2 separate regions of the Mus musculus genome follow, and region 1 is linked to region 2. The links are chromatin loops, found by intact Hi-C in ENCODE. Cell type or tissue: left cerebral cortex. All regions are shown on one strand. Each heading gives the region's core, and the rest is flanking DNA. Links, peaks and the distances in the headings are about the cores only. Region 1 holds the start of Psmb11 (proteasome (prosome, macropain) subunit, beta type, 11). Region 2 holds the start of Ajuba (ajuba LIM protein).

Region 1 (16,055 bases), core at 4,978-12,977, 55 kb before region 2:
CTCTGGGATTGGGGGCAGCCAGCCCTGAGCAGCACTGCCACGGTGACTGTGAGTGTGTGTCGCTGCCGGCCTGATGGCTCCATGGCATCCTGCTGGCCTGAGGCTCAGCTATCGCCCACCGGTCTCAGCACTGGAGCCCTGCTTGCCATCGTCACATGTATGGGCACCCTTCTTGGTGAGTCGGGCTACAGTGGGGACGAGATGTGGTATCTGGGCCTGTTTTCTGGAGGGAAAGCAGTGTCTATTGGACATGAATGACCTACTAAGGTCCAAGAGAAAAACGTCTGTCCTCATAATTACTGGACCTGCAAATCCATGAAAGTAACTAGCCATAAAAATTGATTAAACCCTTATTCTGTGCCAAGTGTGGTGCTGGGCATGACACAGATGTTTCATTTTCATCTTTCAAACACCTAAAGAGATAAAAGTTTTTTTTTTTTCAACGTAAATTTCTCACACATAGCAAATAAAGGGCAAAGGCAGGATTCAAACAAAGGATTACCAAATGTCAGACCTAGAGCTTGCAAACTCTGGCCACACTGCCCTGGCTTTCTCATCTGGCCCTGCATGGGAACAAGCTGGCTCCTTGGCCTGTGTGCTCTTGTGCAGCCCTGGTGGTTCTCTTCGTGGCCCTGAGGCGGCAGAAGCAGGAAGCCTTGATGGTACTGGAGGAGGAGGACGTCCGCGAGAACATCATCACCTATGATGACGAGGGTGGCGGAGAGGAGGACACGGAGGCCTTCGACATCACAGCCTTGCAGAACCCGGATGGAGCCGCTCCTCCAGCAGCCGGCCCGCCGGTACGCCGCGACGTGCTGCCGCGGACCCGAGCGCCACGCCAGCCCAGGCCACCCGGCCCCGCCGATGTGGTGCAGTTGCTGGCGTTGCGGCTGCGCGAGGCGGACGAGGACCCCAGCGTGCCCCCGTATGACTCGGTGCAGGTGTACGGCTATGAAGGCCGGGGCTCCTCCTGCGGCTCGCTCAGCTCCCTGGGCTCGGGCAGTGAGGCTGGCGGTGTCCCCGGCCCCGCCGAGCCACTGGACGACTGGGGTCCACTCTTCCGCACTCTGGCAGAGCTGTATGGGGCCAAGGAGCCCCCGGCCCCCTGAGGCCGGCCCTGGCCCTGCCGCTGCGCTGCGGTGGGGTAGCGCACACGGGCCCTCTGAGTGAGCCCCACAGGGTCCAGGCAGGCGGCGGCAGCCCAGGGGCCCAATATGACCCTCCTTTCCCCCTCCCTCTTACCTCCCACTCCTTGGTCTGTGTGTTTCTCCAGGGATCCCTGTCTGTGACTCTCCGCTGTCGGGGGGGTTGGGTTTTATAACTGCCCCCGACCTCTGTTCTCACTGTGACTCTGTGGCTGTTTTTGTCTCGTAATTCCGATCGCTCAGATTCTGCCCCCCTTGCCCACACACAAGCTCTGTCTGTCTCCTGCCCACATGTCCCTCCCTTCTCTTTGAGTCCCTGTGACTGGCTTTTTGGGTTTGTCTGTTGTGGTTTGTTTGTTTGTTTGTTTGTTTGTTTCTGTTATCCATCCCAAAAGAAAGAGAATCTTCCGGCCACTGCTGCCCCACCCTACTGCAGGAGATGCTCTGCTCCAGGTCAGTGGCCAGGACTGACTACAGAGGAGTCTGGTGGACTGAAGCCACTCTCCCAATTCTGCTCCTAAACCAACTCTCTCTTCCTTACAGACCTGCCCGCATGGTTCCATCCATCACTCATGGCCTCATCCTGGCTTCATCGGCTTCTAGTAGAAGGAAGGAGGGAGCCAGCCCACCTCCTAGGGAAGAGCTTCAGCCCCACGGCCGTCTCTGCCCAGCTGTCAGCCTGCCCTGGGCATCCCAGCTCTGGGCATTGTCTTGTGTGCTTCTCAGGCCCCAGAAGGGAAAGGGATTGGGGGGGTGGGGGGGGGAGAAAGGGGAGGCAGCTGGGGAAGAGGAGGAAGGGGAGGGGCCTCCATCTCTAATTTCATAATAAACACTTTATTTTGTAAAGTTGGAGCCCGCTTCTGTATCTGCACTCAGGTTTCTGGACAGAGCTTCCTTTGTGCTGAGGGTAGAAAAAGGCCTAAGCCCCCCTTCCCGGCTCATTCCTTCTCCTTGGAGGTACCCACTTTAAGACTCTCTCAGAGGGAGGAGGGTGAGGACTGTTCCATTTGAGGAGGAGAAGGATAATGACTGTCGCCATGCCCACCACGGGCTCTTCAGTGCCACTTCCGTTTGTCTCAGACAGTCTGTGGGATTGGCAAGAGAGGCGTGAACAATGGGAATTCAGGGCAGGAGCCCCTGTGAAGGCATGAGACCAAGAAGAGGGAAAGAGGAGGCTCCACAGCAGCTGTAACGGCAGCAACACAAATGGGGTTGGTAGAGGGCTAAAGACAGCCAGCCGGGCCTGGGTGTGGAGCACTAATAAAGGGTGGCTGTGGTAGAATCAGTGCTATCAGCCAGGACCTGCCACTTCCTCTTTTATACACACACTCCCCGGCACACAGGGTGTCTTCATGGAGCACAGAAGAGTCAGGATGTCAAGGGTGAAGGGGTGGAATACATCAGGTACGGTGCCAGCTAGACGGGACTGCCAGCATCCCCAGTGCCTACTTCACAAGGCAAAGGAGACTTGTGCTTTGGGATTAGCACAAGCCTCGAGCCTCTTCTCCAGGAAGGTCTATGGCTACCCAACAGTAGGTGGGTCCTAGCCAGTCTTTGTGACCCTCCATACTCAGTGTGTGATGCTGGCAGTCGGAGAAAACTGCTTTGATGGGAGAGACAGGGTCTCACTGTGTAGCTCAGGCTGAACTGGACCTCACTGTAGAGCCCCCACTAGCCTTGAACTCACAATGGGCCTCCTGCCTGCATCTCCTGAGGGCTGAAATTGAAGGAACACAGCTGGAAGCAAACCCCATGCTGATTTAGAACAGACCGAGCAGGTGGTAGGAGATATAGTGGGGTGATCAGATGCTGCTTGTATTTAAACGCTAAATTCTGTACCCCAAGACCTGGTTGCTCTGAGGAGAGAGGATCCTCATCTATACCAGCTTTTGTTGTATAAACCTTGCCCTCCAAGTTATCCATGATTGGTTAATAAAGATGCCTACAGCCTGTAGCTGGGTAGAAGAAAGGTAGGTGGGGCTTTGGTTCTCAGGCTTGAAGGCTGAAGCAGGGACCACAGGATGAAAGAGGAAGAGAAGGAAAAAGCCACCATGGGATAGGCTGATCATGAGTACAGCCTTGAGGGCTAGTCTGGTAGAGTAGGCATGTCCCAGGCAGGACGTGGCAAGTGATATCTCCGGGATATTGACAGAAATGTAGACAATAGCTTAGAGGGTTGATATCTGCTCAGCTCTAGTGTTTTTAAGGCTTGTTATAAAGATTTATGTCTATAATTTGGGAAATAAATTCTCTAAAGTGGGGTAAGAGCCCCCCAGGTACTTACAGGGAGGCAGAGCCATGTCTCCATTGCTGGCTCTTTTCTCTGCTGAAGTTGCATTAAGAGTCCTGCATAAGAGCAGGTGTGTGTCCATCCCTCCAGGGTCTTAAGAAACTGAAGATGCAGCAGCCAAAGCAGGACACCAGAGAGATCAGGGTCCTGCGGTCAAGGCAAGGAGGCCCTTTGGTCTCACCCTGATACCTGCGTCAACCTTTAAAAATCATTGGAACAGAGCCGGGCGTGGTAACACACACCTTTAATCCCAGCACTCGGGAGGCAGAGGCAGGTGAATTTCTGAGATCGAGGCCAACCTGGTCTACAAAGTGAGTTCCAGGACAGCCAGGGCTATACAGAGAAACCCTGTCTCGAAAAACAAAACAAAACAAAACAAAAGTACAGCATAAATTAGAAATAGAAAAACTAAGAAGTTGTTATGTGGATAGAGGCTGATTGGCTATAAACTCACAACAAACAGCACCCACATGATGGCTCACAAGCATCTCTGACTCCAGGGGATTTGATATCCTCTTCTGACCTGCAGGCAGCAGGCAAGTATGTGGAACAATACATACATGGAGCAAAATACCCATCCATGCACATGAGTCTAAAAAAAGCATTAAAGCAAAAACACTGAGAGGAACCTGGGGCTGGAGAGGTGACTTAGCATTGACTCTTCCAGAAGGTCCTCCTGTTTGATTCCCTGCCCCCACGTGGTGGATCACAATCATCCAGAACTCTGCTTCCAGGAGACCTGATACCCTCTTCTAACCTCTGTGGGCACCAGGCATGCATGTGACATGCATACATACATACATGCATACATGCATACACTCATATTTAAAGTCAACAACAACAACAAGACAAACATTTCCTCAAACACTGTTTAAATGTTTTCCTGGTTCATGTATTTACACAGTGTATCTTTTTCCTATCCTTTTCCACATGTCAGTCCTGGGGACTAAACTCGTATGTCATCGGGTTTGGTGGCAAGTACCTTTACCTGCAGAGCCATCTCTCAGCCCCTCGAAATTCTTACAGGGTTTGGGGATACAAGCTCATCAGCAAAACCTGTAAGCTTACATATCTCATCACCTGCCAAGAAGAATGAAGATCAAGAATAAGAATAAGATCATGAATAAGACCAAGAATAAGATCATGGAAGGAAGAGAGAGGAGAGAGGAGGAGACGGATGTAGATGCAAGTTCTGCTCTTTCAGGGTTCTAGCCTCCTTGTCCAGTCTGAGAAGAGAGGCACAGAGCATCTCAGGGGATTGAGATGCACAGCAGCCTTTGGCTGGTCCCAGATGTTCATCCCAGGTCCCAGACCATCCCTCTGCCCCTGCCTCTGTTCACTGCCTGAAAGCCTCAGAGTAGACCAGGGTGAGGAGCAGCCATAGGCTCCTATACAGCCCCGCCCCAACCTCCTCTTTTTTGTGGCTCTCCACTGTGCATGATGGCTAGCGCTGGGCTACACAGGCTGCAGCGGCTGCTCTGAGTCAAGTGCTGCTCCTCTCTCTTCCACAGAACAACACCACATGCCTCGCCCACCACACTGAAGTGCAGATGCCTATCTTAACTCATTCCCCGACAGCTGGACATAAGACCCTCATCAATGGCCATGAATCTGAACCCACTTATGCCTGTGCAAAAGTTACCTCTCAGGCTGGAGAGGTGGCTCAGAGGTTAAGAGCACTGCCTGCTCTTCCAGAGGTCCTGAGTTCAAATCCCAGCAACCACACGGTGGCTCACAATCATCTGTAATGGGATCTGATGCCCTCTTCTGGTGTGTTTGAAAACAGGACATTAAAAGAAATAAATCTTAAAAAAAAAAAAAATGACCTCTCCTCATTTGCTTCTTCAGTATCCCTAACCTTTGGATGTCACTCCTGGAGGATCATATCTCTTCCCCAAGGCTAGGAAGTTTGCAGGGGATGAAGGATGCTTTGAAGGCCAATAGCCAGATTTCTACCCTGGCTTGCAAGCCAGACCCCATGTATTGGGAACCTTTCTGTAGCACTCTGGGTTTGGGAGTTTGTTTGTTTCTTGTTTTTTGTAGGGTTGTTTGTTTGTTTGTTTGTTTGTTTGTTTGGCTTGGTTTGGCTTGGCTTGGTTTGGTTTGGTTTGGTTTGGTTTGGTTTGGTTTGGTTTGGTTTGGTTTGGTTTGGTTTGGTTTGGTTTGGTTTTTCAAGACAGGGTTTCTCTGTGTAGCCCTGGCTGTCCTGGAACTCACTCTGTAGACCAGGCTGGCCTCCAACTCAGAAATCCGCCTGCTGCTGCCTACTGAGTGCTGGGATTAAAGTTGTGCATCACCACTGCCCATCCTCCATTTTCTCTGGGCTCCCCAGCTTGCCTTTTGACTCTCCAGAGTTTGGAGAGTCTGGGTAAGAATCTGTAAGTCTAAGTCTGATTTCAAAGAATTCTTAATTCGAAGTGCACACTGTCAAGGAAGGAGAAGCAGTTGTCAGTCTTAGGACTGGAGGCTTCAGGTGAGAGGAAAGTTCTTTGGGTTCCCTTTCTCTGGATGCCCAGCCCTGAGGAGGAGGCAGTGGTGTTCCTGAAGCTGAAATCCTGGACGTCCAGAGCAGGCCAGGAAGGCCAGATGTGCTAGCTGGCACCAGAGGCACAGCACCCTGCCTCTGGTCTTCATTCTCCAGCAGGAGCAACCAGGAGAGGCCGGAGCGAAGAAGCAGGGAGAGATCTGCAGGGTAGAGAGCAGGGATGTGTGTGCTACAGGGCATGGCTCAAACCCTGACCAACACAGCAAGATGAGACCGGGAATGGGCAGCTTCTCTGAGCTCTTCCCTCCAAGCCCATGAGTTCCTTGGAGTTCATTCATCTCCAGACAACAGGCAGGGGTTTGGCCCATTCCCCAGAAGCCTGCAATGCAGGCAGAAAAACAAGGCAAGACAGTGGAGGCTGGGAGGGAAAGATGCAGAGAGCTGGGGAAGGATTAAGAGTGTCTTAAGCCCCACAACATTGTCACCTACTGTAACCTGCGTAAGTCCTGTAACTCTCTAAACCTGACCCAGCTTCAATAAACAATCATGCTTGCAAAAGCTGTCATGGGAACTGCACTCAGTATAGGTGGAATCATTATAGCCATTACAGTCATGGTGGGGGTCAGGGTGTGGAGGGCCAGCAGAGACAAGCCCATCACTAAACTAGGCTCTCTCCTGGCCATTCAGCCTGACCAAGTTGAAAAGGTGACCAGCTGAAAGAGAAAACAAACCAGATAAGGACCAAAATGAGAATACCAACTGGGGTAGAATGACAAAAGAGGGCCCAGCACATAGCATGACAGTTGGCACAAAGTAGGCATGCAATGAGTGTTTGTTTAGTCACTTTAGAGGCAGAAGGAGGCAATACCATCCATCAGGTATCATCAGAACATGTTGGACAGAGACATCAGTAGCTCTGGGAAGCAGAGAGGATGGGAACTTAAACAAAGCAGGAAACCCAAAAGGGCCAGAGCCAGATGCCCGGGGCTGCTCCCAGAACTAACCCTGCCAAGGCAGCTTCATCCCCTAGTCCCTTGTCCTGGCAGTCCCCAAGTTCTGTCCTTTCTTACATTGTTTCAGTCTTCATTATTATCGCGCAGTCTTCTGGCGTCACCTCCTCTTGCTCCACAAAGAGTTCTTTACATTCTCGAGCACCTTGCGGCGTGGCAGGCTCAGGATAGATTCCACAAGCTTTTGCCTCCAGCTCCTGCTCCAAGCTCCGGGCTTTCTGCAGCTCCCTATACAGCACGCAAGCATCACTGCGGGATACATACTCCCATCCGCTCTCCCGAACGTGGAAGAGGTCCACTGAGCCCCCTGAATAAGCATCACGGTGGGTGGCATGGGCCACAGCACAGCGGGCCAGGGTGTAGGCTTCCTGGATGGTCATGTCATAGTGGTAGCCACGATCAAGCACACCATAGGCGTAGGGAGACCCAGAGCCTACTGAGAAGATATCTCCCTGCAGACAAGTGCCATCGCTGTAGACATAGAAGAGAGCAGGGCCAGAGTGGTCCCAGCCACAGAGGGCAGTGGCCACACACAGATCCAGACCGCGGTAGCAGGACATCATAGCTGCCAAGAGTTTGGCCGTGCCTGCCACACTGGGCAGCTGGCCTTCCCTCAGTTCCCGAAGCCGCAGCTCCCGCCGTAGCACCCGGTACCATGTGGCACAGTCAGCAGAGGTCCCAGAGGTGGTACCCAGGAGACGCTGGTGCACAGGAATGACCTTCCGTGAGGCTGGACATGCCACATAGCTGCCACAGGAGGACCGAGTATCAGCCGCAGCGATGACACCGTGACGAAAGCGAAAAGCCAGGGTAGTGGTGCCATGAGCCAGCCTGGGGCCATGGATCTGCAGGAAGGTTTGAGGGTCACAGCCCCGGGGTACAGCCCAGCCACCGGCCTGAGGCAAGTGAATGGATGGTCTGGGAGTGTCGGGAGTCTGCCACTTGCACACATCCTGAAGAGCCATCCCTGAGGCTGAGTGAGAATCGGAAGGAGCAGGGCTGCATTTGAGGCCTGGGTCAGCATGGGGAGGAGGAGGAGGACGCTGTGGAGAAGCTGGGCTGCAGCCAGAACCAGGGAGTGAGACATGTGAGCTAAGCTTCATTTCTCCTTGGTCTCAGATCAGGCTTTGGAATTGGCTGGTGAGGGATCTCCACCCACCTCAGAGAACTGCCAAGGGGAGACAGAGCAAGCCTGCTGCGGTTCCTACACTCTGAAGACGCCACCTGTCAGCGTGACCTTCCACTGTTGTGATGCGCGCAAGAGTCACCGATGGAGTCTCCTGTCTGTCATCCGGCATCTACCCAAAGGGGGGTAGAGGCAGGGGATCGAGGCGATCCCATAGAAGAATGATTGCAAGCAGAGGAGATCTGGGCCCTCCGTAGTTTGGCTGTGTGGGACGTTAGGCAGGCAAAGATTTCCAACATAACATGGACTGTGTTGGAACACAGAAAAGGACAAGCGAGTTTCTGTAAGAGGGAGAAGGAGAAAGACACTCAAACTCCTTCCAGAAAAGCAGGTTACTTAGGGGAAAGAGCGCCAGAACGCAGAGTCCCTCTTCTGCTTTGAGGACAAAGAGGTCTTTCTATCTGTACACAGATGGTAACCCTAGGCTGGGAAGGTCACTCAGTGGGTCAGAGCACTTGCTCCACATGCCTGGCAACCAGAGCTTGATCTCAGAACCCACATTGAAAGGCAGAGACAGTGACACACATCTGTAAGCAGCATTCCAGTGGGAGCCCAGGAGAGTCAGGTCCAAATCCACTCACCACGGCCTCTTCTCTTTCTCTGTCCCTAGCATGGTTTCCACTTCTATGCCTCCTATCCTCAGCATTTAAATCCTATCCCTCAATGTCTGGCTTAAGAATACCACATATTCTGAAATCCTTCCCCAGTATGGGCTTAAAAGGTAAGGTTGTGGCTTGGGACCATTATCTCCCTCCTTCTCCTCCTCACCATCCTCCTCACCGTCCTCCTCATCATCATTATTATTTCCGTGTTTTGTTTATTTGGTTGGTTTTTATTTTTGAGACAAGGTAATTCTGTGTAGCCCAGGCTAGCATGAAATACCACATATAGTTAGTTCAGGTTGACCTTGAACTCTCCTTCCAAGTCCTGAGACTACAGGTGTGTGCCATCACACCCAGTGCTTTTTGTTGTTATTGTTGTTTGGTTTTGGGGGGGGGCATTTTGTTTCTTTGGGTTTTTTAGATGTTTATTTATTGTTATACATAAGTACACTGTAGCTGTCTTCAGATACCAGAAGAAGGTGTCAGATCTCATTACGGGTGGTTGTGAGCCACCATGTGGTTGCTGGGATTTGAACTCAGGACCTTTGGAAGAGCAGTCAGTGCTTTTATCCACTGAGCCATCTCTCCAGCCCTGTTCCTTTGTTTTTGAGACAGTGTCTCACTATGTAGACCAGGCTGGCCTTGAACTCATAGAGATCTGCTTGCCTCTGCTTCAAGAGTCTTGGAACACTGCCTTGTTTTTTTTTTTTGAGGTAGGATCTTGTTTTGTAGCTTAAGCTGGCCTTCAACTCCCTCTGTAGCTTAGGTTTGGTCCAAAATCACTATCCTCCTGCTTCAGCTTCTTAAGTGCTGGTATTACAGGCATGTGTCATGCTGTGGAACTCTGTCTCTTGGGCAGGACAGAGCCATTGCCTTCTTGAAATCAGAGCAGATGTGATCATGCACACAGGGTCCGCCCCAGACCTCCCCACTAACGTCCCTTTAGGAAAGGGGAACACACCCATGAGGTGGCACACCCCAGGCCCCACCCCTGCCCAAGGATAGATAAGCACTTAAGGGTTGTGTGGGTTTTTAGTTAATTGATTCATTTTATTTTCTGTGTATTTGGCCTGCGTTAGTATGTACACCACGTGCATGCTTGGTATCCCTGAAAGACAGATGAAGGCATAGAATTTTCTGAAACCAGTGTTATAAACGGTTCTGAACCGTCATGGAGATGCTGAGAAATGAACTCAGGTCCTCTGAAAGAAGTCAGTGCTCTTACCTGCTGAGCCATGTCTCCACCCCACCCACCCCCAGTTGTAGGGCATGTGGCTGTACCACCAGATGGGCATGAAACTGGTGAGGTGGGGCACACTCAAACCCCAGGCATCTCAGAGAACTCAGTCGGCATAAATGAGGCTGTTCCCTCCCTGCCTCCATGTCTGCTCTGGAACCCTTCATCAGGACCCTCAAGGTGCCCACGGGTGGTCATGTAGCACCTGACACGACTCTCTGTGCAGAAGAGGCATCTCAATGGCCTTGGCCGTCAGCCAATGGCCTTCTCTTCCTGGATATTCTCACACTCCTTTCCAAAATTATATAATCCCTGGTTCGCCTGAATAAAGCGTAAGCATTCACATCCACCCCCAATAAAGAAATATGAACAAGCCAAGATCATCTCAGAGAGCTGCTTTATTAAAGCCATGGGGAAGGCTGTAACACTGAGACTCCCACAGAAGGCCTACTCTTTTCTCCCACTCCTCTGGCACTCGATCCAAACCAGACTAGATCCTGCTTATCCATAGCCTCACCATCCCCTTCCAGCCGGGTGTCCACAGGTGCTCGGACACCCCAGAGGGGAGAACTGAAGTCTCCCCATCCCAGACTCTGTCCTGCCCTCCCCAGCTGTGTGTCCGCGGTGCCCAGACACCGCCTGAGGAGAGGCAGAACACTGGACAACATCAGGAAAGAGACTACTTTTCAGTGGAATAGTTTCCATAAGCTGCCCAGGTCCCTTTAAGTAACCACTCAGTCATGCACCTGTAACTTACTTTTTTAAAAACAAAATCCCAAACATGTGATATACCAAATGAAGACTAGGGAGCCAGATGCTGCAGTGGAAGCCTGCTAGGTCAGAGAGGCAGAAAAAGCACCCAGCTGACCTTCCTCCTCCATCAACAACCCAGAAGGCAAAAACTACTCCTCCTTCTCCACATTGTCTTAAATACCCTTTAACTCAAAGGCCCTCCTTTCTCTTTCCTGGGTTTCTTTTCTCTCTTTCTTCCTTTCTTTCTTTCTTTCTTTCTTTCTCTCTTTCTCTCTTTCTCTCTTTCTCTCTTTCTTTCTTTCTTTCTTTCTTTCTTTCTTTCTTTCTTTCTTTCTTTCTTTCTTTCTTTCTTTCTTTTTTTTTCTTTTCGAAACAGGGTTTCTCTGTATAGCCCTGGCTGTCCTGGATTTCCTGGGTTTTCTTAAGCTCACTCCCTGTCAGCTGGTTGCTCGCTCCACCTCATGACCTAGGGTTGACTTTAGCTCCTGTTTACAGAGAGCTCTTGGGGTTAAGGATGTGTGCTCAGGCTGAGCTGCACCACAACTACTTGTTTACAGTAAATTTATAGAAAGTATTTAATCTCGCAGGGCGTTGGTGGCACACGCCTTTAATCCCAGCCCAGCTCAGGAGGCAGAGGCAGACGAATTTCTGGGTTCCAGGCCAGCCTGGTCTACAGAGTGAGTTCCAGGACAGCCAGGGCTACACAGAGAAACCCTGTCTCGAAAAACCAAAAAACTAAAAAATAAAAAAAAATAAAAAATAAAAAAAGAAAGTATTTAATCTCAATTGGGGGTTTCTACCCTGCCTTTAATCATTCAGTTCCCAGATAAAAGACACAAAACTTTTATATTTATTATATATATTTTTAACCTTAAAGCACTAGAGCTGGGCAGATATCTACCCTCTATGCTACTATGCCTACCTCCCTGCCAATACGCCTGAGATATGACTTTCCATGTCCCACCTGGGCTGCTCTTACTCTAAGTGGCCAGCCCTCATGGCCAGTTCTCACAGTCACTTACCCCATGGTGTCTTCTCCTCTCTTGACCTTTTCTCTCTTCTCCTCATCCTGTCCTGCCTCAGACCTCAAGGCCAGGAACTGAAACTCCACCTACCTCTCCTCTGTCCAGGTGCAAGCTGTAGGCATTTTTAATCAACCAGTAGTTTGAAATTAAGGAGCAAGGTTACATAGCATATGCACCTGGTATACATGAGACTCTCTTCATCCCTGGGGGCAACCGGACTTTGGGGGGCAGTACTTAGCATTATAATATATAGGAACAGGCCAAACCTCAACAGTAATCAGAAAGCTCTCCTCTTGGGTTAAAGGTATGTGCAAAGGCTGAGCCACACCACAAGAAACAGGTTTTTTTCCTGTTCACAATCTTAGGGTTCATAATGTGATAAAATATCCTGCAACAGTGGTAACCTCACATAAACTCACTGGGTCACCTGGGTGGAATAGTTCTTTGGCCTGTCCTTGGTGTCCCATCTCCAGGAAAAGTCAGGCAACCTGCAAACATACTCGTAAGGCTCTAGTTTTGAGGGGCAGTGCACCCCAGTGGACCCCAGATCTCTCTGATAAACCCACCGCTGACGACTTGTGTCAGCTGACCTATATCTATGCTGACCTCCACACCTCTGAACTGTATCACAGCTGGTGTAGGAAAACCAGTCTTATTGTCCAGCTGGTGATTTAGAGCGTGACAACCTTTGGGACCAGAAAACTAGCTTAGGAGAGCATTTCAGGATGGAGGGATAAGAAACAGAAGGACTGCCAAGATGGCTGAGCAGGTAGGGGCTCCTGACACCACACCTGAAGTGACACCACGCCTGAAGAGACACCATGTTTGATCCTCAGGACCCACATGGTAGATGACAGAAATGTTCCCTGCAAATTGTCTTCTGACCTCCAACCCCATTTTGGTATATAAACACAGACTTACACACACACACACACACACACACACACACACACACACACACACACACACACACACACACGGTGGGAGGGGAGAACATAATTGAAAAATTTGTTTGTTTTTCAGACTGGGTTTCACTTTGTAGTCCTAACTGGTCTTGAATTTGCTAAGTAGACAAGGCTGGCCTTGAACTCACAGAACTCCAAACTGTGGTGATCCAAAATGAAGTAAGATCAGGCACTCATACTCACCGTGCCATCTCCCAAGTCCTATCTTGCATTTTCCACACTATCAAAGTGTGAGACACAGATGAAAACTTCCTAACTCTGGTGGTTAGACTTGGAAAAGTTGCCAGATTTCAGCATGAAAAATACTGCACATAAAAAGTCTGCTATAGGAGGAGAGGGACTGAGCTGAGCATCCAGAGAAAGGAGAATTTAGAACTGAGAGGTGAATACAACAAGCTAGACACAGACCCCATAGACAGAGCAGGAAGCAACACTGTGTATGTATGCCTAGTTCCTGATTTGCCGTCCATCCTAAAGTGTTTCGAGGTAATGGTGGGGGAGGAAGAAGAGGCCATCAAGGACACCCACTCACAGTGAAGTGCCTAAGCCCGATAGGTGACAGCTAAGGTCTCTTCATAGATCTTTACGGAACCTCTCCTGCAGGTCCTCAGCTGTCAATTTCTACTGACTTAAATATGCAGGTGCTAAACCGGGGGTGGTGGCGCTCGCCTTTAATCCCAGCTCTTAGGAGGCAGAAGCAGGCAGATCTCTGACTTGGAGGCCAGACTGGTCAACAGAGAAAGTTCCAGGACAGTCAGGGCTACACAGCAAAACCCTGTCTTGAAAACAAATAAACTACAACAACAACAACAACAAAACAAAAACAAAAAAGCAGGTGCTGAACTGAAATTTTACTTTTTTTTTTTTTTTTTGACTTTTCCAGACAGGGTTTCTCTGTATAGCCCTGGCTGTCCTGGAACTCTCACTCTGTAGACCAGACTGGCCTCAAACTCAGAAATCTGCCTGCCTCTGTCTCCCAAGTGCTGGGATTAAAGGGAAAATCTACTTTTTCATTAACCAATTCTTTGTGGCTTTTTTCTTCTTTATTTTATTTGCCTTTCAGGCAATTTATTACTTAAAATTCTCACTAAAGGGTGGAAGAGAATCTTAAAAATTGGTTACTATTAGCAGGGTGTGGTATGTAGCCACATGCTTTTCCACCTAGAAATAACAACTCTGAGACAATACTTCTGAACAATTGCTTAGGCCAGTAGCTTTGGCCTGTCCCCTGACTCATAACTCAGTTATCCTTGTAAAGTAGTCTGAGTCCAGCCGTGCAGTTGCTTACCTCTCCTCAGGCTCATGCAACCATCTCTTCCAGAGCTCAGGGCGAATCTCCCATCTCTTGTGCCTGTATTTTCCACCCACCTTCTAATCCTGCCTCAGCTCACTGGCCATAGACTTTTTGTTGACAGGTGAATGCTTTTCTAAGAGATTATCTTTACAATGGTGAAGCACCTTTAATCCCAGTGCTCTGGAGCCAGAGGACGTGTGAGGGTCCCAGTTTGAGGCCAGCCTGGTCTACAAAGCAAATTCCAGCTCAAGGCATGACTATGTCTCAAAAAACAAACAAACAAGGAGGTTCGAGAGATGGCTCAGTGCTCTTCCAAAGATCCTGAGCTAAATTCCCAGCAACCGTAGCTTACAACCATCTATAAAGAGTTCTGATTTCCTCTTCTGGCATGCAGGAGTACATGTAGATAGAGCATTCATGTACAAACAATAAATAAATATCAAGAAGAAACAACAAAACAAAAACCTTTAAGGGGCAGTGAGCCTGGTGTGTGGCTCAGGCCTGCCTTTCATTAGTCTGAAACAAGGCAGGAAAACCTGGCCAGTTAAGAGGGGGTAGCCTGGCCTACCTACCTAGTAAATTTAAGAACAATCCGGATAGTAGAGCATGAAACAAAAACAAAAAAAACAAACTAAAAAACCAACAACAAACAAAAAACCCAAAAAGCCACAACAAAACCCTAGCTAGGGTATGTATATAAATGCTATCAAAAACAGGCGGTGGAGTTTTTGTTGTTGACAACCAACTATTGCGGCTGAATTAATACCATGGGAAAATGGTCTGAAAACAATTATTTGAACCAGGATTAGGATAGGTGGCCTTAAAGAAAATGGCCACTTCAGTCTCTCCTTAACGGGGTTTTGAAAAATAAAGAAACAGCTTGCAATCTGAACCTGGGCCTGGGCAGTGACCAAACACCCTAGTCCAGTTAGGAGTCTTAAGCAGTTACGCCCTTCTCAAAGATGGCCGAATTCGCTTCCCTCACTCGAGAAGAACATTCCAACCACTCTCTAGAAATTAGAAGTTAATCTTATCCGTACTACTTCGATGCCAAAATAAAAATGGCAATCTTAACCACTCAGCCATCCTTCCTAGGTGAACACAGACCGGCGCTGGTATTTAGAGGTGTGGTTGCCCGGAGTAAAAATGGCGCCGCCTCCGTCTAGACTTAGCTGGACGTGAAGTTGTGACGTCGCGGCGTTGCCAGTCGGAGGCAGTTCCTGTTGCCCTTGCTAAACATGGCGCTGGCTAGCGTGTTGCAGCGGCCGATGCCGGTGAATCAGCACGGGTTTTTTGGGCTCGGAGGTGGTGCAGATCTGCTGGACTTGGGTCCGGGGAGTCCTGGTGATGGGCTGAGCCTAGCCGCGCCGAGCTGGGGCGTCCCGGAGGAGCCGCGAATCGAAATGCTTCACGGAACCACCACCCTGGCCTTCAAGGTGCTCAGACAGCTCGCGCTTCTCCGGCATCCCAGCCGGAACCGGGTCGGGCGGAGGTTCGGTCCCCTCCTCCCGACCCTTGGCGGGTTCACTGTCTCGTAGCCTTAAGAAAGGAGAGGTGGGCGGAGATAGGGGGCGGTGAGGGAAGGAGACGGACAGCGTGGGTTGGCTCCTAGGCGACCCCAGTTTGCCCCTTTTCAGGAGCCCTACCTGGGAACAGCGGACCGTGGCGGAGGGTGCGGGGGGGAAGCCATTGTCGCCGTTCACCAAAGTTTGTATAAACTGAGCTTGATGAAGTCCAGGGGCTACTGAAGTGGGTACCGAACAGTTAGGGTCCCTGTTCCAGCCCTACAATAACTAGCTCTGGATCTTAGGCTAGTCTTTAAAGATTTATTCTTATTTTTTGTATATACACCACGTGTGTAGTGCTCGCAGGCGCCAAAAGAGGGCGTCGTGTTCCTTGGGACTGGAGTTACAGACCTTTGTGAGCACTGGGAACCGAACCTCTGAAGAGCAGCCAGTGCTCTTAACCACTGAGCTCTCTCTCCAGTCCCCTTAGGGTGTCTTTATCTCATTAAACTTGCTACTTCATATTTAAAGTGAGTAAAAGGGCTATTCATAAATCAG
Region 2 (16,055 bases), core at 4,488-12,487:
TCTTGCCTGCGCCTCCTTGCCTCTCAGAGCTATCTTTACACACGGGTCTCTGGACCTCCTACATATCCACCTTTCATCTTCCTCTTACGGTTGGCCCCCTGTCTTATCACTTCTGTGACATCTCTCACCGTCTCCCCCGCAGTCCTCACTCTAGGAACAGTATCACGATATTTCTGTAGAACAAGCCCTTTTCTTCCCAACGTTGATGGATACATTCCACAGTGCCCCTCCGCGCATTCCAACTGTAAACAAAGAGTTCCTTTTCACTCCCCCTCCCCCAGTCTAAACTCTTGAATTTTGTGGACGCAGCTGCCCAATCTGCCCCTTGACCTTTTACGTCCTGTCTGCAGCTCTCCACCTCGGAGGCAGCTTCCACAGTTCCCTGCTTGTGATGCCCAGGAAATCCTTGCGCGGACACCTCAACCCGGGGTGCACACCGCGCTCCGCCCTTCCCGGAAAGTAGATCCGGCCAGGCAGACAAAAGTTTGGAGAAGTTGGGTCCGTGCAAGTGAGAGCCAGGGGGGCGGGCCGGGCCGGCGGGCGGTGGCGCGAGCGGACGCGTGGACAGACCTGCGGAGGACAGCCGCTACCGTGGGCCCTGCCAGCCGCGCGCGGACCCTCTCGCTGGGGCATGCTTCGGGATCGCGGGCACCCGGCACCTGGGCCGCTCGCTGAGCCCCCGTGAGTGACTTGCATCCCAGGAATCCGAGCCCCGGGGAACTCGAGCCCGGCCTCTGGCCGAAACACTGCAGCGTGCCGGGCGAGGAGGGGGCTGCAGGCCCCAGATCCGTGGGCATGGAACGGTTAGGGGAGAAAGCCAGTCGTCTGCTAGAAAAGTTGAGACTCTCGGACTCCGGCAGCGCCAAGTTCGGCCGCAGAAAGGGCGAAGCGAGCCGGTCTGGGTCTGATGGGACCCCCGGAGCAGGCAAGGGACGCTTAAGCGGGTTGGGGGGACCTAGGAAGTCAGGACACCGTGGAGCGAATGGGGGGCCTGGAGATGAACCTTTGGAACCGGCCAGGGAGCAAGGGCCCCTGGACGCCGAGCGGAACGCACGCGGCTCCTTTGAAGCGCAGCGCTTCGAAGGGTCCTTTCCCGGGGGGCCGCCGCCCACTCGAGCCCTGCCTCTGCCTCTGTCGTCGCCTCCTGATTTTCGGCTGGAGACCACGGCTCCAGCCCTTAGCCCTCGCTCCAGCTTCGCCAGTAGCTCGGCCAGCGATGCGAGCAAGCCATCTAGCCCCCGGGGCAGCCTGCTGCTGGACGGAGCCGGGGCCAGCGGAGCCGGAGGTAGCCGGCCGTGCAGCAATCGGACCAGCGGCATCAGCATGGGCTACGACCAGCGCCACGGGAGCCCGCTGCCCGCGGGGCCGTGCCTATTCGGCCTCCCGCTGACCACTGCTCCTGCGGGCTACCCTGGAGGGGCTCCGTCCGCCTACCCGGAGCTCCACGCTGCCCTGGACCGACTATGTGCCCATCGGTCCGTGGGATTCGGCTGCCAGGAGAGCCGTCACTCGTACCCCCCGGCCCTGGGCAGCCCCGGAGCTCTAACCGGAGCCGTGGTGGGAACAGCGGGTCCTTTGGAGAGACGTGGGGCGCAACCCGGACGACACTCGGTTACAGGCTACGGGGACTGCGCCGCGGGGGCCCGTTACCAGGACGAGCTAACAGCATTGCTGCGTTTGACCGTGGCTACCGGTGGGCGAGAAGCGGGTGCTCGCGGGGAACCCTCGGGGATTGAGCCGTCGGGTCTGGAGGAGTCTCCTGGTCCCTTCGTTCCAGAGGCCTCCCGATCACGGATACGGGAGCCAGAGGCCAGAGAAGATTACTTTGGTAAGTAGGAAAGAAGAAGCTAGGGAACCGAGAGACCGGTCAATGTGTGCGGTTACCCATCGCCCCGACAGCACAAATTGCTGGGGCCGGGAGTTGCAGGTGGAGACCCCAGATTTTTCTAATATGGAAAAGGGCGGACCCTAGAGCACTTGCTCAGTCCAGCCAGGTTTCTAATGGAACCAGGCTGATGATCCCTGACAAATTCAACTCTTGATTTTTCTCGGGAGTCCCATTTTTCTCAAGCATCGTGGCACGACGGCCTGTCGCAGTAGGAGGCCTCGGAAGGAGGAGGAGGCGCTGCGGGGCCAGGAGAGCATCCTCTCGCGCCCCCCTCGCGGCTGGGCTCCTGCAAGCTCCGGCGTGCCGCGCCCCCACCCGCTCCTTGCTCCACCCGTAGGAATTCGGGGAATGCGCGGGGGGCGGGGCGGGCGGCCGCGTGCGTGCCGACTCCTGCCCTGGCGCTCCAGGTGCCGTGGGCGACGCCCGCCAGGCGGAGGGGTGGGGAGCGTGTGCTTGCGTTGGGGGATGTTTGCTAGCTCCCGCGCAGTCTTGCCTGCTGTCGGGGAAATGGAGCCTGATAGGGAAGCCTGATAGGAAAGCAAGGATTCAAGTCCTGCCCGGTCCCGCCCCAGTCCTGATGGTGAGGTGTGTGCTGGTGGCCTTTTAAAATAGGCCAGTACCTATCCGCCTGTTTTCACCAGTTTCCGGAAATCAGGGCAAAACCAGTGACCCCGCTTGAGACCATTACACCTATTCCGTATGACTACCAAGTTTTACCTGTCTGAGTCCCTCCATAACTTGACCAGCATCCAGAAGGAAGTAGCCCTGCCTCCCTGCTCCTGTTGAGGAAACCTGGCCATGGTCTCTCTCCAATACTCGAAATTTTAAAGAAGTGTCGATCGCTTGTTAGAGCTGGGCGGTGGGGTGTTATCAAAACTCACAGACATTACTTAATTATAAAAAGTAGTCAGGATTTAAATGTGTACTCCCACTCGCCCCTGGACTCTGGGGGGTCTCCAGTTTTCCAAGTAACCTCGATTTTTTTCCCCTAGCATTCAAGTTCCTTTGCCCCTCCCCCCACGGCTAGTCGTCCCCCCTCCCCCCCAGAGAAGGATAACTGGAAGTTCAAAGGTAGCAGCAGAACCTTAGTAGGCTAGAATTCAATACACACACACCTTTTTTTTCACCTTCTAGGGAAGGGGGGACGCAGGGCAGACGATATAAATCACTTTGATCAAGGGAGACAGTAGCAGGGCCCATTTAGGAATTTCCTTTTGAGGCCCAAGAGTGAGCTGGGAAAAGAAGCCTCACTGGCTAAGCCATCAGAGCCCAAAGTAAGAAAGGCTCAGAAAGTGCTGTAAAGTGGCAGGAAGAAGCTAGGTGTGGATGCTCTGTGAGTGGAGGTGAGGCAGACGTGCCTGAGCATCGTCCTCTTTCCACAGTATCTGTGGCTTCCCACAGAAAGGCTCTGCCAGGACCCCCTGGCATGGCAGTCTTGGGCAAATTTCCCTGATCCTGAGAGAGAACACACACCTTTTGAACTCAGAAATGAGGCCAGGTTGCCTCCTTTGATAGCCCCTTACAAGCAGCTCTGTGTCCTAGTGCTAGCCTGATGCTAACCCTTTTCCTGCTGCCTCTGGTTAGGGGCCCTCTTCCTTGGCTTCGGCTCTGCCCAGCTGCCAGAGGGTGGGAGCAGAACAGGCCTGGGCCCATCAGTTGCTGCAGCTGCTGCACCAGCTCCCAGAGCCCCTGGGCAAAGACTGGGATGGGCCCCAACAGGCAGAGAGTGTGGCACTGTGCCGAGGGGGAGAGGTGGGGCAGGCCCGTTGGGATCTGCTCCCCAAAGACAGGTCTTAGCCCTCAGTCATGGGCCTGGAATTGGGGAGTGGAGGGAAGGAAGAACACGCCCAGGAAAGGCTGGTTCCAGAACCAGGTGTATGTATGCAGCTTAGTGGAGAGTGCCAGGGAAGAGCAGCTAAGCCCTGTTTTCACGGGGCAGGAAGGAGGTAGGGTCTGCTACCGACCCCTCCCCTCAAGTCCTATACAGTCCTCGTCCCTGAAGACCCAACTATGTTCTTAGCAGTAAGTACAGGAGTGTTCACGTGGCCCATCTACATAAAAAACCCATTGCTAGGCCAGATCAAGTTTTATGAATGGTAAAACTGAACTCCCAGAAAGACTTAAGGGGGCCTGGGTTGCTTCCTTTAGGAAGTTTTTCACGCCCCCCAGGTGCTGCAGAGCCCCTGTGTGAAACAAAGCGTCTTTAACTTAGCCGTTTTTTAAATAAATTAGGTAGTATGCTAAGCACCAAAGACGTGTTTGAAGAGTATCCGGTAATTGATAAGAATGGATCTGCCTAGTCAAGAGCGTGCCGCATCCTACTTCTCTCTTTAGGTTTTGAGACAGGGTCTTAGCTTGATCTCAGGCTTCACCTGCTGGGTAGCCAAGGTGAGCTCCCTTTGTCCTGCCTCTATATCCTGAGCGCCGGCCACTCTCACACCCATATTATTTGGTGCCAGGGATGGAATCCAGGGCTTCCTCCATGGTAGGCAAGCATTCTACAGGTTGAGCTTACAGCTCCAAACCCCCTCCCCCTGCACCCCGTTTCTAGTTACCCTATCTTCTCCAAAGGAGACTGTGCCCCTTGGCACATCAGGCAAGAAAGCTTGGGGATGATTGCTTGGGTTTGGGCTGGGGAGATAAGAGTGTGACTGTCCCCCCGACTCTTCTTATCTCAGGCACCTGTATCAAGTGCAACAAAGGTATCTATGGGCAGAGCAATGCCTGCCAGGCCCTGGACAGCCTCTACCACACCCAGTGCTTTGTCTGCTGCTCCTGTGGTGAGTGTACCTGCAGCTTAAGCCCCCCACCCCCACCGGCCAAACCCTGATGCAAAGGAGCACCTGCCAGGACCCATGGCTGTCCCATTCCCTTGTCTGAGCACTAGCTACCTGCCTTGTCCTCCCCCGGGGCTGTCTCTCAGCCTCCCTGCTCCGTCCTCTGAACCTCTCTTTCTCCTGTGCCTCCCTGCCGGCCCAGCTTTGGGCTCCAGCCCCACCTCTTCTTTGGTGAGGTTTGGTCTTGGGCAGCAGAGTTGCCTGGGGCGACGGTGAAAGACTGGAATGTGGGAAGGGCGGGGTGTGGGCTGGGGGAATGGGGAGCTTTGGGGGGTGCGGGAGGGGGTTTTTCTCTTGGCTGGTCAGAGTTCAGCCACCTCACTAGAGTGGAGGCCATCGGGCCATGCCAAGCTGATGACATCACACCGGAGGAATGTCTGCTGCTGCTGTTAGCTCAGGAGGCCCTCGGTGGGGGTGCTCCCCCCCCCACACCCTCCCTCACCTCTCATTATCCCTTCCACACTGCTTACCCGGTCTGATTCCTGCTAACCCTCTAATCTCCTATCTCTGCCTGTCTGACTCTACCACTCAGCTTTTCCCTTCCTCCCCCCACTTCTGCCTGCATCTCTCTGGGCTGATCTGGCTGCCCTTTCCTTTAGGCCTCTTCCTGGTGTGCCCCCTCTTTTCCTCTCCCATGTCAGAAAGTGAGCCTTTCTCGACGACCCCCCCCAGCAGAACTGGAACTGGGGAGCCTTCTCCTTCTGCACTCTGTTCTTCTTGCTGTCTTTGACCGCTCAGATCTGATGGAGTAGCTTCAGATCCGTTGGAGTAGCTTCAGATCCGATGGAGTAGCTTCATGGGTGTCAGGCTAAAATGGTCTGCCATGTAGAGTTGGGGAAAAAAAATCCCAGGAGCCTCTGACCCCAAAGACTTGTGTTCCTTGAAGCCCTCAAACAAAGCAGTAGCTTCCAAAGATGCCCTGACCACCACAGAGGCTAGACAGACGCGTGAGAATAGGATGGCTACAGTGAAATGAAGAATCCTGGGCTAAAACATCCCAGAGGCTAAGGCCTGGAACCAGTGTTCCATGCAAATCAAATAATACCTAGTCTAGTCAGAGCTTCTTAGCAGGTACACCAGCCTGGCCTGACCTTGGCTCTCTCTTAGGTGGCTCCCCATGCCTTGAGCCCTGAGGAGGTGTGGGTGGCAGACAGCTATTGAAGACACAGGAGCTAGAGGAGGAAGGAGCAGAAACGTTGTTCCGCTGGAATGAAGCCAAAGCCAATTGGAATTGTATCGTACTGGATTTTTTTTTTTCCTTTGAGGCAGGCTTTACTGTGTGTAGGCCATGCTGACCTTAAACTCTTGGTCTTTCTGTCTCTGTCACATGGATATGGGGTTTTTGTTTAGGAAGGGAAAATAGACCACACTTAGGAGGAAAGCTTTAAATAAAGTCCAGGTCCAAATGTCCTGTCAGGATTGGGGAGCAGGGGCCAGAAGAGGAAGAGCCCTGTGTGGGGGCTCCAGCGTTAACCTCCAGCGCCTCCTCTGCTGCTTCTAGGACGAACTTTGCGGTGCAAGGCTTTCTACAGCGTCAATGGCTCTGTCTACTGTGAGGAAGACTATCTGGTGAGTGAAGGGCCGAGGCTTGGCTTTCACAGTGGGACCCCGGCGGCCGGCGGGTTCCATCACAGTTTTCAGCGTGGTAACTCTGTCCTGTCTCCTCTCTAGTTTTCAGGGTTTCAGGAGGCAGCTGAGAAGTGCTGTGTCTGCGGCCACTTGATTCTAGAGAAGGTAAGGAACGCCCCTTCAGCTGGGTTTTGGGGGCCACCGGCCTGAAGGGCAAGAACTAGTGGCATTGCAAATAGAGAGCCTTTTGCTAGATGGTCATTTTCTTACCCGTCCTCCCCAAAGCTGCCTCACGGTGATCCCCTGTGAGAGCCAGTCCGTAGTCTCAGCCTCCAAGGGCGTCTGTGATCTGTCCCTTCCCTGATTCTGGACACAGCTGCCCTCCAGCCTGAGCTACGTGAATCGGCTCCCTTTTCTGCTACTGGTCGGAAACAGCTGGAACTCAGCTTTCTTTTCTGTATAAGAAGAAGGAATTGGGTTAAGGTTTACAGGATCCATGATCCTTGACTGTTGCTGTCTAGTAGCTACCTGGGAAGAACTGACAAAAGGAATTCATTCTGGCACCCACCTCAAATTGTAATAAAAAAGAGGGGTGGTCTGTTAGTTGAGCGAATGCCACAAGACAGCCTGGGCTCCATCCTCAACCCTGCGCAAACCAGCCGTAGTGCGGCAGAGGGTGTCGGGGTCAAAGCCATCCTCAGCTATGCGGTGATGAGGTTTGGGTTTTCTCTCTATTTTTTCTTCTTGGTTTTGGGTTTTCAGGTAGTCCTGGCTGTCCTGGAACTCACAGAGATCAGCCTGCCTCTGCCTCCCAAGTGCTAGCACTAAAGGTCTGTCCTGCTGCTGCCAGGCTCCATAGAGGTTTTTTTTGTTTGTTTGTTTTGTTTTTGTTTTTGTGGGTTTTTTTTTTTTTTTTTTTTTCCCGAGACAGGGTTTCTCTGTATAGCCCTGGCTGTCTTGGAACTCACTCTGTAGACCAGGCTGGCCTTGAACTCAGAAATCCGCCTGCCTCTGCCTTCTGAGTGCTGGGATTAAAGGCGTGCGCCACCACGCCCGGCTTCCATAGAGTTTTTAAGGCCAGTCTTAAGATACTTTTGACCCTGTCTCCAAGAAAGACTCCTTGGTCCCCTCAAATTAGGTAGCATTCTTCTAGGAGGACTGGGGGTGGGGTGGGGTTGGTGGTGGAAAGGAACGTGATGGGTAGCTGGAGAGAGGCTGTGGGGACACTGATCCTTCTCCCGCCCGCCCTGTGAGCTAGATCCTCCAGGCCATGGGGAAGTCCTATCACCCGGGCTGCTTCCGATGCATCGTATGTAACAAGTGCCTGGACGGCGTCCCCTTCACTGTGGACTTCTCCAACCAGGTGTACTGTGTTACCGACTACCACAAGTGAGTCTGACCCCTGGGAGGAAATGTGGGCCTGGGCCCAGGGAGTCCTCAGCCTCACTTATCACTGTCTTCTTTTTTAGAAATTACGCCCCGAAATGTGCAGCCTGCGGACAACCCATCCTCCCCTCAGAGGTCAGTGTATCCAGAGTTCCTCGGGGCGGCCAGCGCTGCCGCCTCTGGGGAGGAGATGGGGACATGCAGCCTGGCCCTTGGGAAGTGGCACTTCGAAGGAATGTGCATTCTGTGAAAGATTCCCGTGTGACTCTGCTCTTGGGGTCACCACCCTGACCTAAACATCCGGACCTAGACTAGCTGGGCCCAGGCTCCATATCTTCTGTCCCCCGTACAGAGAACAAGGCTTTCTTTGGAAGTCAAGGTCACCAGATACAGGGACTGAAAAGGGGTGAAACTGTCCTTAAACTGGTAAAAAAAAAAGGGACAGGGATTATTTGAGCTGTGTGTGGAGAGGGTATGTCTAGAGGAAAAGCTACAGCCTCTTCCTTATATTGGCTTGTGCTCAGCCTTTGCCTTCCCCTGCCCCTCCCCCTCCCCCCTGCTTCTCAGCAGGAGGAAGCTAGCAAGTAAGGCTGAGCCCCTGTGTGTGGAGGGGAGCTAGAGGCCTGGAGGCATGGACAGTGCCAGGGTAGTGGGTAGCATTCTGGTAGGAGTTGCTTAAAAGATCTCAAAGCTACATGTTAGCTACGTGGAATCTAACTGCGGGAAGAGGCCTTTATAAACCCTCTTGATGGAGCAGGAGGGTTTCTGTGGTATGGGATGGGGATTTGGGGACACCATGCTCTGCTTATCCCCCATGGGACTCTACGTGTTTCAGGGCTGTGAGGACATTGTGAGGGTGATATCCATGGACCGTGATTATCACTTTGAGTGCTACCACTGTGAGGTAAGTGTTGGGGTTCGGGGATGATGTGGGGAAATCGGAATTTGGAAGGGGGATTCTTGGAATGACTGGGCATCTGTGGGAGGGATTTAGGATACAGAAAACCAGGACACTGCAGTGACCTATGTCCAGTCTCTCTTGTCCTCTAGCTTTTCTTTCTAATCCTAGTTCTTTTTAAATCTGGAATCTGGCTTCCCCAGCCTCTGAACTGCTGGAATGGGGCTTGTCTCATGATTTCTGCTGCTGCAGCGACCCCTGGTGTCCAGAAGAAGTATTTCTCGGGTTTTCACTTCAAGTCCACCCTTTCACCCTTCACCCTCCCTGGGGCCTTACCACTCACTTGTCCAGTCACCCGGAGTCTCCCAGGATGGCCTCAGGGTAGGGAGCCTGGGTGGAAGTGAACCAGTTGCCTTCTTCCCTAGGACTGCCGCATGCAGCTGAGTGACGAGGAAGGTTGCTGCTGTTTCCCTCTTGATGGACATTTGCTCTGCCACGGCTGTCACATGCAGCGCCTCAGTGCCCGGCAGCCCTCTACCAACTATATCTGAGCTGACGTTACTGCTGCCACCACCACTGTGGAGAAACTCTCTGGCCAGCGGAGGCAAGGAGTGTATTCTGCAATCCTTGTGAAGAGGTCTCTGGGGAGGCCCCGAAGGCCAGAGACCCAAAGATCCTAACATTCCAAATGGGCTGCGGAGGAGGAACCTTCTGGTTGCCGGGAGAGTTGACTGGTGTTCATTGCGTGCAGCCTGTGCTACAGTAGATGGGATGTAGCACACGCAGGCGGGTTTCAGTACTTCCTGAACGCCAGATTATAATGTATTTTTCCAGTGTATGTTTCTATATACGTCACACAATGTTCTGGTGCTGGATCACATGAGGGCATCACAGAAACCACCCCCAGTCTGTTGTACCCTATGCATGGAGTCAGTGGAACCTTTCCCACGGGATCCTATCTTTGTCTGCGCTAAGGGCTGGAAGCCCTGGACTTTGTGATGAGCCATTTCTTGGCTCTCTCCCTAAGGACTAGAGAGCTCCCCGTGTCTGTCTGCTGGGACTGGGACCAGCTCTGGGGGACCTTGCTGCCTGTGTTGCCTGTTTCTCAGGGACCTGGGGAGGCTAACTGGGGCCTGTCCCTGGTTGCTGTTTTGCTCTTCTGGGGGAAGAAATGAGCAGGTTTCTGGATGTGAAACTTGCCGGTGAGTAGGATGTCCCTGAAGCATCAGGCTAGCCCCACTCCCCCTGTTTAAGTGCACTGAGCCTGTAGCCCAGCATATGTGGATACATTGTAGCCACGTGTGCCTGTGCACCTCCCTCCCTACTCCTCTTTTCTCAGGTGACTTACGCTTAGTTCCCTAGCAGTAGCCTATCTTTTGAGACCCCTTTTTAAAAGGGATCCTGCATTGGATCTGACCTGTTACAACCCCACCACTCAAGGCATTGGGGAAGCTGGAGAGAAGAAAAATAGGTTGACTTGGTTCTAGCCGCTTGGCTGAAACTTGAATTCCCCTTAAGCAGGATGTCTTAAAGCCAGGTCACTTGCTGGCTGGAACTCAAGTTCATTTGATGACCAGGTTGCCAAGAGTCCTGTCCCCTACTGAGTGTTCTTATAGCTGCCTACATGTTTTGTTCTTTTCATTGCACTGAGCATTCAGTGATTCCTGCCTGTTCATCAAGAGTATGTCAGAGGTTTGTTTGGTTTTTGGTTTTTCGAGACAGGGTTTCTCTGTATAGCTCTGGCTGTCCTGGAACTCACTCTGTAGACCAGGCTGGCCTTGAACTCAGAAATCCGCCTGCCTCTGCCTCCCAAGCGTGGGATTAAAGGCGTGCGCCACCACGCCTGGCTTACTTCAGAGTTATTAGCAACCTACATTTATCAACTTTGTGGCACTTTGTGATACAAATGTTCCCTGCCTCCTTGGGTGTCTTCCTACTATGCCATTATTTCTCTGACACTTAAGAAAGAAAAAGTTGAAATTCTAGCAGTAAATACAGTTGATGCAGACACTTTGTGAGTGTATTGTGGTTCTTCTTTGCTGTTCACTATGGCTTCAATCCTTGAAGCCTTATGCCTTGAAGATGTAAAGGGGCTCTATGGATTCGCCTTGGTCTGGCTTCTCCATTCACATTGTTAAAATGTGATTGTGTCATAAACAAGTGAGTCTGGAAATGACTGACCTGAGGACAGAAGACCCACCCTTGAGGGTTATTCTAAAACTGTGCCAGCCATTCTGGGAATTACATGGGCAGGGTCTCTTGAGTGCAGAAGCACACCTTTGATCCCAGCACTCAAGAGGCAGAGACAGGAGAACTTCTGTGGGTTCAAGGCCAGCCTGGCCTACAGAATGAGCTCCAGAACAACCCAGGCTACACAGAGAAACCCTGTCTCAAAAACCCAAATCAACAGCAACAACCCCCAAAGCAGAAAACAAACAAACAGAAAACAAAGGAAAAGAAAAGAAGCTGGGCAGTGGTGGCACACACCTTTAAGCCCAGCACTTGGGAGACAGAGGCAAGTGGGTCTCTGGATTAGAAGCTAGCCTGTTCTACTAGCAAATTATGTGGCAGCCTGAGCTACAAAACAAACCAAGCCAGCAAGCAAGGAAGCAGAAGGATCAAAGGCAGATGATGGGGAGAATAAACATTGATCAAACATTTTGTTTAAAACTCAAAAAGTGGTTTGAGAATATTTTTAAAAAAATTTTTTTTTTTTAAATTTTGTGAATGTTTTGCCTTTAAGTGCATCATGTGCCCATGGAGCTCTCTGAACAAGAGGTTCTCAGATCATCTGGTACTGGAGCTACAGACTCCTTCCTGTGAGCTGCCATAGATGCTGAGAATGCAACCTGGGTCCCCTGAAAACTCAACTAGTGCTCTTCGCTGCTGAGCCATCTTTCTAGCCCTTGTTTTAAATCAATCTCTCTCTTTCTGTGTTTGTGTGTGTATGTGTGTCAGTGTCATGTGTATGCATAGTTGTCCAAGTAGACTAAAGGAGGCTATCTGTCAGGCCCTCCGTCCAGGAGCTGGAGTTACGTGCAGTGGGAGGTAACCTTGTGTGAGTGCTAGGAGCTGAACTCATCCTCTGCAGAAGTAGTGAGAATTCTAACCTACTGAGCCATCTCTCCAGTACCATCAAGCATTTGATTTATTAATTATTTATTTTATATGAGTGCTGTGTCTTCACACATACCAAAAGAGAGAATCAGGTGGTTGTGAGCCACCATGTGGGTACTGGGAATTGAACTCAGGACCTCTGGAAGACCAGTCAGTGTTCTTAACCTCGAGCCCCTTATTTTTTTATTTTTATTTTTGGTTTTTCAAGACATTTTCTTTGTGTAGCCTGGCTGTCCTAGAACTTGTTCTGTAGACCAGGCTGGCCTCAAACTCACAGAGATCTGCTTGCCTCTGCCTCCTGAGTGCTGGGACTAAAGGAGGGTGCCACCACCACCCATTGCCAGGTAGTTTGGTTTTGTTTGGTTTGGTTTCTTTTGTTTGTTTGTTTTTTTGTCATCCCCCCCCCCCCCCCCAAGACAGAGTTTCTCTGTATCACCCTGGCTGTCCTGGAACTCACTCTGTAGACCAGGCTGGCCTCGAACTCAAAAATCCACCTGCCTCTGCCTTCCAAGTGCTGGGATTAAAGGTGTGCGCCACCACACCCGGCTTGCCTGGTTCTATTTTAAATTTTCTTTTTACAATTATTTATTTATGGGGCAGGGGAATTTACCTACCGCCACCTGCATCTAGAGGTCAGAGGTATACCCTCTTGAATTCTGGTCAAATGCCTTTACCCATGGAGCCATTTTGCTGGCCCAGCAAATTCTTTTTTTTTTTTTTTTCCTTTTTCCGGAGCTGAGGACCGAACCCAGGGCCTTGGGCTTGCTAGGCAAGCGCTCTACCACTGAGCTAAATCCCCAACCCCAGCAAATTCTTTTTACTGTGTGTTGAATATTATTTTGCTTCCCGTTTGACTTGGAAAGGATGGGGTTGGCTGTGTGACATGAACAAATCAGGAAGAAGGGCGGTGGTTAGCTTTAGTGGGGGAAAGCCAAATAGGGCATGGTTTTAGATAATCCTGTCTCCTTCCTTCTTGAATGAAGACAGAGCGGCCTGGGGAGACATGCAGTGGGAAGGAGCACCTGCCCTACCAATGCACATCTGAGCTCCAATCCCAGCCTCCAAGTAAATGCCAGGCATGGCTGTGTGCACTGTAACCCAAGCACGGTGGAGACAGACTATTGCATCTTTTTAGATAGCTGACCAGTCAGCGTATGCCAAACAGCAAGTTTCTGCTTCAGTGAGAGACCCTGCTTGCAGGCAGTAAGACAGGGAGTAATAGAAGAAGACGCCCTGTGTCCTAGCACCTGTGAAACCTACTCATGCATATGTACCACACACAGGCCACACGTACACATCACAAACAAAACACCATGCATACATATATACACATATCACACACATAATATACAACACACATAGGTACACAAACACAAAAACACACAAACACACACATCATACACACCAGAAACAAAAATAGCATCTCTTGGCGATGCAACCCTTCCAGGGCCACACAGCTGAAAGATGCTGCAGACTCCTGGAGGTGAAGTGCCTTTCACCTCTTCCTATTTCTTTTACCGCAGTGACATCATAGGTAAATGACACAGGTGAAATTGTCATTGCGAGAAAAGCACTTTGCTAGGATGGTTAGGGACTTGGGCAACAAATTAAAACTCTGCGTTGGCTTTCGGTTGCTGTGTTGTTAGGACCCTTGGAAGCACCTTAGAACAGAACAGAGGAAGGGCACTGCAAAACACTTCTGACCTTGAAGAGGCATGGTCTACCAGGGGCAGATACACACATAAATGACTTGAGAGTCTAAGCAACTTGTCAACGAGAGTGTAAAGTAATTGATTGTTATGAATAAAAGACCTAATATCCCAGGGTACAGAGTGCTGATGAGCAAGGCTACGCAGCTTGACTGCAGATCAGAGGGTGCAGCCCACAGTATAAATTCTGTTACCAAGTGAGGAGTTTGCATGGAGGGAGTTTTACCGTTATTACTGATATGCTGGGAATTGAACTCAAGGCTTTGCGCATGGTAGTACAAACTCTACTGCTGAGTTACACAGCCATACTATCTGCATGTTTGGGGGACAGGGGTTCAGGAAACCCAAAAGCTAATGCATCTTAAATGTACAATCTACCAGTTAAACTCACCTCTCTCTGTCTCTCTGTCTCTGTCTCTCTGTTTCTCTGTCTCTCTGTCTCTGTCTCTCTCTGTGTGTGTGTGTGTGTGTGTGTGTGTGTGTGTGTGTGTGTGTGTGTGTGTGTGTGTGTGTGTGTGTGTGTTAGTAGGAATCCAACCTCAGTCATCACACATGCTAGGCAGGTACTCTATCATTAGCTATATCACCAGACCTTTCTTTTAACATTTTCTTTTTTTTTGAGACAGGGTGTCTCTGAGTAGCCCTGGCTGTCCTGGAACTCACTCTGTAGACCAGGCTGGCCTCAAACTCAGAAATCCGCCTGCCTCTGCCTCCCAAGTGTGGGATTAAAGGCGTGCGCCACCACGCCTGGCTTCTTTTTAACTTTTTTTATTTTGAGACAGGGTCTCAGTAAATTGCCTAGTAGGTCTTCAACTTATATCTATCTATCTATCTATCTATCTATCTATCTATCTATCTATCTATCTATCTATCTATCTATCTATCTATCTATCTATCTATCTTCTCAAGACAGGGATTCTCTATATAGCCCAGGATGTCCTAGAACTCATTTTGTAGACCAGGTTGGCCTCGAACACAGACATCTGCCTGCCTCTCCCTCTGAATAGCTGAGACCTCAGGATGGCACCACCAGGCCAGTGTGTTCTCATTCTCTCTCTCAATCTTTTCTCCTAAGTTTTATTATTTTAAGTTATTATTTAAGTGTGTACATGCACAGAGGCCAGAGGTGTTTGAGTCCCTGGAGCTGAAGTTACAGGCAATTGTGAGCCACCCAACGTGAGAGCTGAGAGCAGAACTCAAGTCCTCTGCAAGAGCAGGATACACGCTTAATCACCAGGTCATCTTGTCAGCCCTCTCCTTTCTTAAATATTTTCAGGGTTTTTTTGTTTGTTTGTTTTTGTTTTTGTTTTTTGTTGTTGTTTTGAGACAGGGTTTCTCTGTATAGCCCTGACTGTCCTGGAACTTACTTTGTAGACCAGGCTGGCCTCGAACTCAGAAATCTGCCTGCCTCTGCCTCCCAAGTGCTGGGATTAAAGGCATGTGCCAACACGCCGGGCAATATTTTCAGTTTTTGTTGTTGTTTCTGTTTATTTTAAGACAGTATCTCACTATGGAGTCCCAGCTGGCCTGGAACTCACTATGTAGATCTGGCTATCTTCAAACTCACAGAGATTTGTGTGCGTCTGCCCCCTCCCCCACCACAGGCTGGGATCAAAGGTGTATGTTACTATGGCTGGTTACTTATTTATAATTTATGTGTATGTGTCTGGATGGGTATATGCTGTGTGTGTGTGTGTGTGTGTGTGTGTGTGTGTGTGTGTGTGTGTGTGTGTGTGTGTGTGTGTATGTGCATCTGCTCCACTGGAGCAAGAGCTACAGGTCACAGTGACCCTGGAAGAAGTAACAGGATTAATCCAGGCCACAAAGGATTCTAAACAGTGCTCTTGAGGAATGCAGTGGGCAAGTTTCAGAGATGACTGGGTGTGGTGGTGTGTAACCCATCCTGACACTAGAGAAGTTGGCAGCAGGATCAGGAATTCAAGGTTGTCTTTGGCTACACAGTGAGTTCATGGCCAGCCTGAGCTACATAGAACCCACATCTTAAAAAAAAAATCCCCCAAGGCAAACAAAAAAGCAAAAATCATTAATAATAAACATGTACTGAAATTGTAGGTACAGAATATAATATTTGTTTTTTTAAAGTCTGTGTATTACCTGGGAGAGGGTGGCACATGCTTTTAGTCCCAGCACTCAGGAGGCAGAGGCAGGTGGATCTGAGTTTGAAGCTAGCCTGGTTTACAGAGTGAGTTCCAGGACATCCAGGGCAGAGACAGAGAAACGCTATCTCAAAAAACAAAAAACAAAACAAAACAAAACAACAACATCTGTGCATTTATGAAATAAAAATACAGGAAAGGGCCAGGTTGGCACACACTTTTAATCCCAGCACTCGGGAGGCAGAGGCAGGCAGATTTCTGAGTTCTAGGCCAGCCTGGTCTACAGAGTGAGTTCCAGGACAGCCAGGGCTACACAGAGAAACGCTGTCTCAAAAAACAAAAAACAAAAAAAAAAAAAACCCAAACAAACAAAAAGCAGAGTACTCAGCTTATTAACCACTCAAAGGAACCAATAAATTCATCCAAAAACTCACTCCAGGACCCTCTGGGTCTGAGTACTTTTAAGAAGGGGAGTCACTCCCTGGGGAACTTAAATGTGGTACCCTCCTTAGCTATTGTGGGTGAGTACTGTAC

The links. A loop is a pair of places that touch in the nucleus more often than their neighbours do. Peaks named below come from ENCODE experiments on the same cell type or tissue, not always from the same donor. Only the 100,000 strongest peaks of a DNase experiment are listed, where the experiment ranks them.
Region 1: a loop joins it to region 2, with 4 times the contacts of the local background. A loop is called at or near these places in 8 of 42 quality-filtered maps.

The regions. Positions count from the first base shown.
Region 1 is chr14:54,617,167-54,633,221 of GRCm38, reverse strand. It overlaps Psmb11 (proteasome (prosome, macropain) subunit, beta type, 11), which reads right to left and starts at 7,912. Exons shown (of 1, transcript NM_175204.4): 1 at 3,666-7,912. The coding sequence starts at 7,895. The coding sequence ends at 6,987. It overlaps Psmb5 (proteasome (prosome, macropain) subunit, beta type 5), which reads left to right and starts at 15,227. Exons shown (of 3, transcript NM_011186.1): 1 at 15,227-15,428. The coding sequence starts at 15,231. It overlaps Cdh24 (cadherin-like 24), which reads left to right. Exons shown (of 12, transcript NM_199470.2): 11 at 1-175; 12 at 610-1,230. The coding sequence ends at 1,109. In left cerebral cortex, for the core only: a CTCF peak has its summit at 5,216 (motif pointing left); a DNase peak (open chromatin) is centred at 8,154; H3K27ac peaks cover 438 bases.
Region 2 is chr14:54,562,005-54,578,059 of GRCm38, reverse strand. It overlaps Ajuba (ajuba LIM protein), which reads left to right and starts at 399. Exons shown (of 8, transcript NM_010590.5): 1 at 399-1,828; 2 at 4,567-4,668; 3 at 6,227-6,294; 4 at 6,397-6,459; 5 at 7,553-7,683; 6 at 7,764-7,815; 7 at 8,516-8,584; 8 at 9,004-10,591. The coding sequence starts at 796. The coding sequence ends at 9,129. In left cerebral cortex, for the core only: a CTCF peak has its summit at 8,845 (motif pointing left); DNase peaks (open chromatin) are centred at 8,831 and 9,470.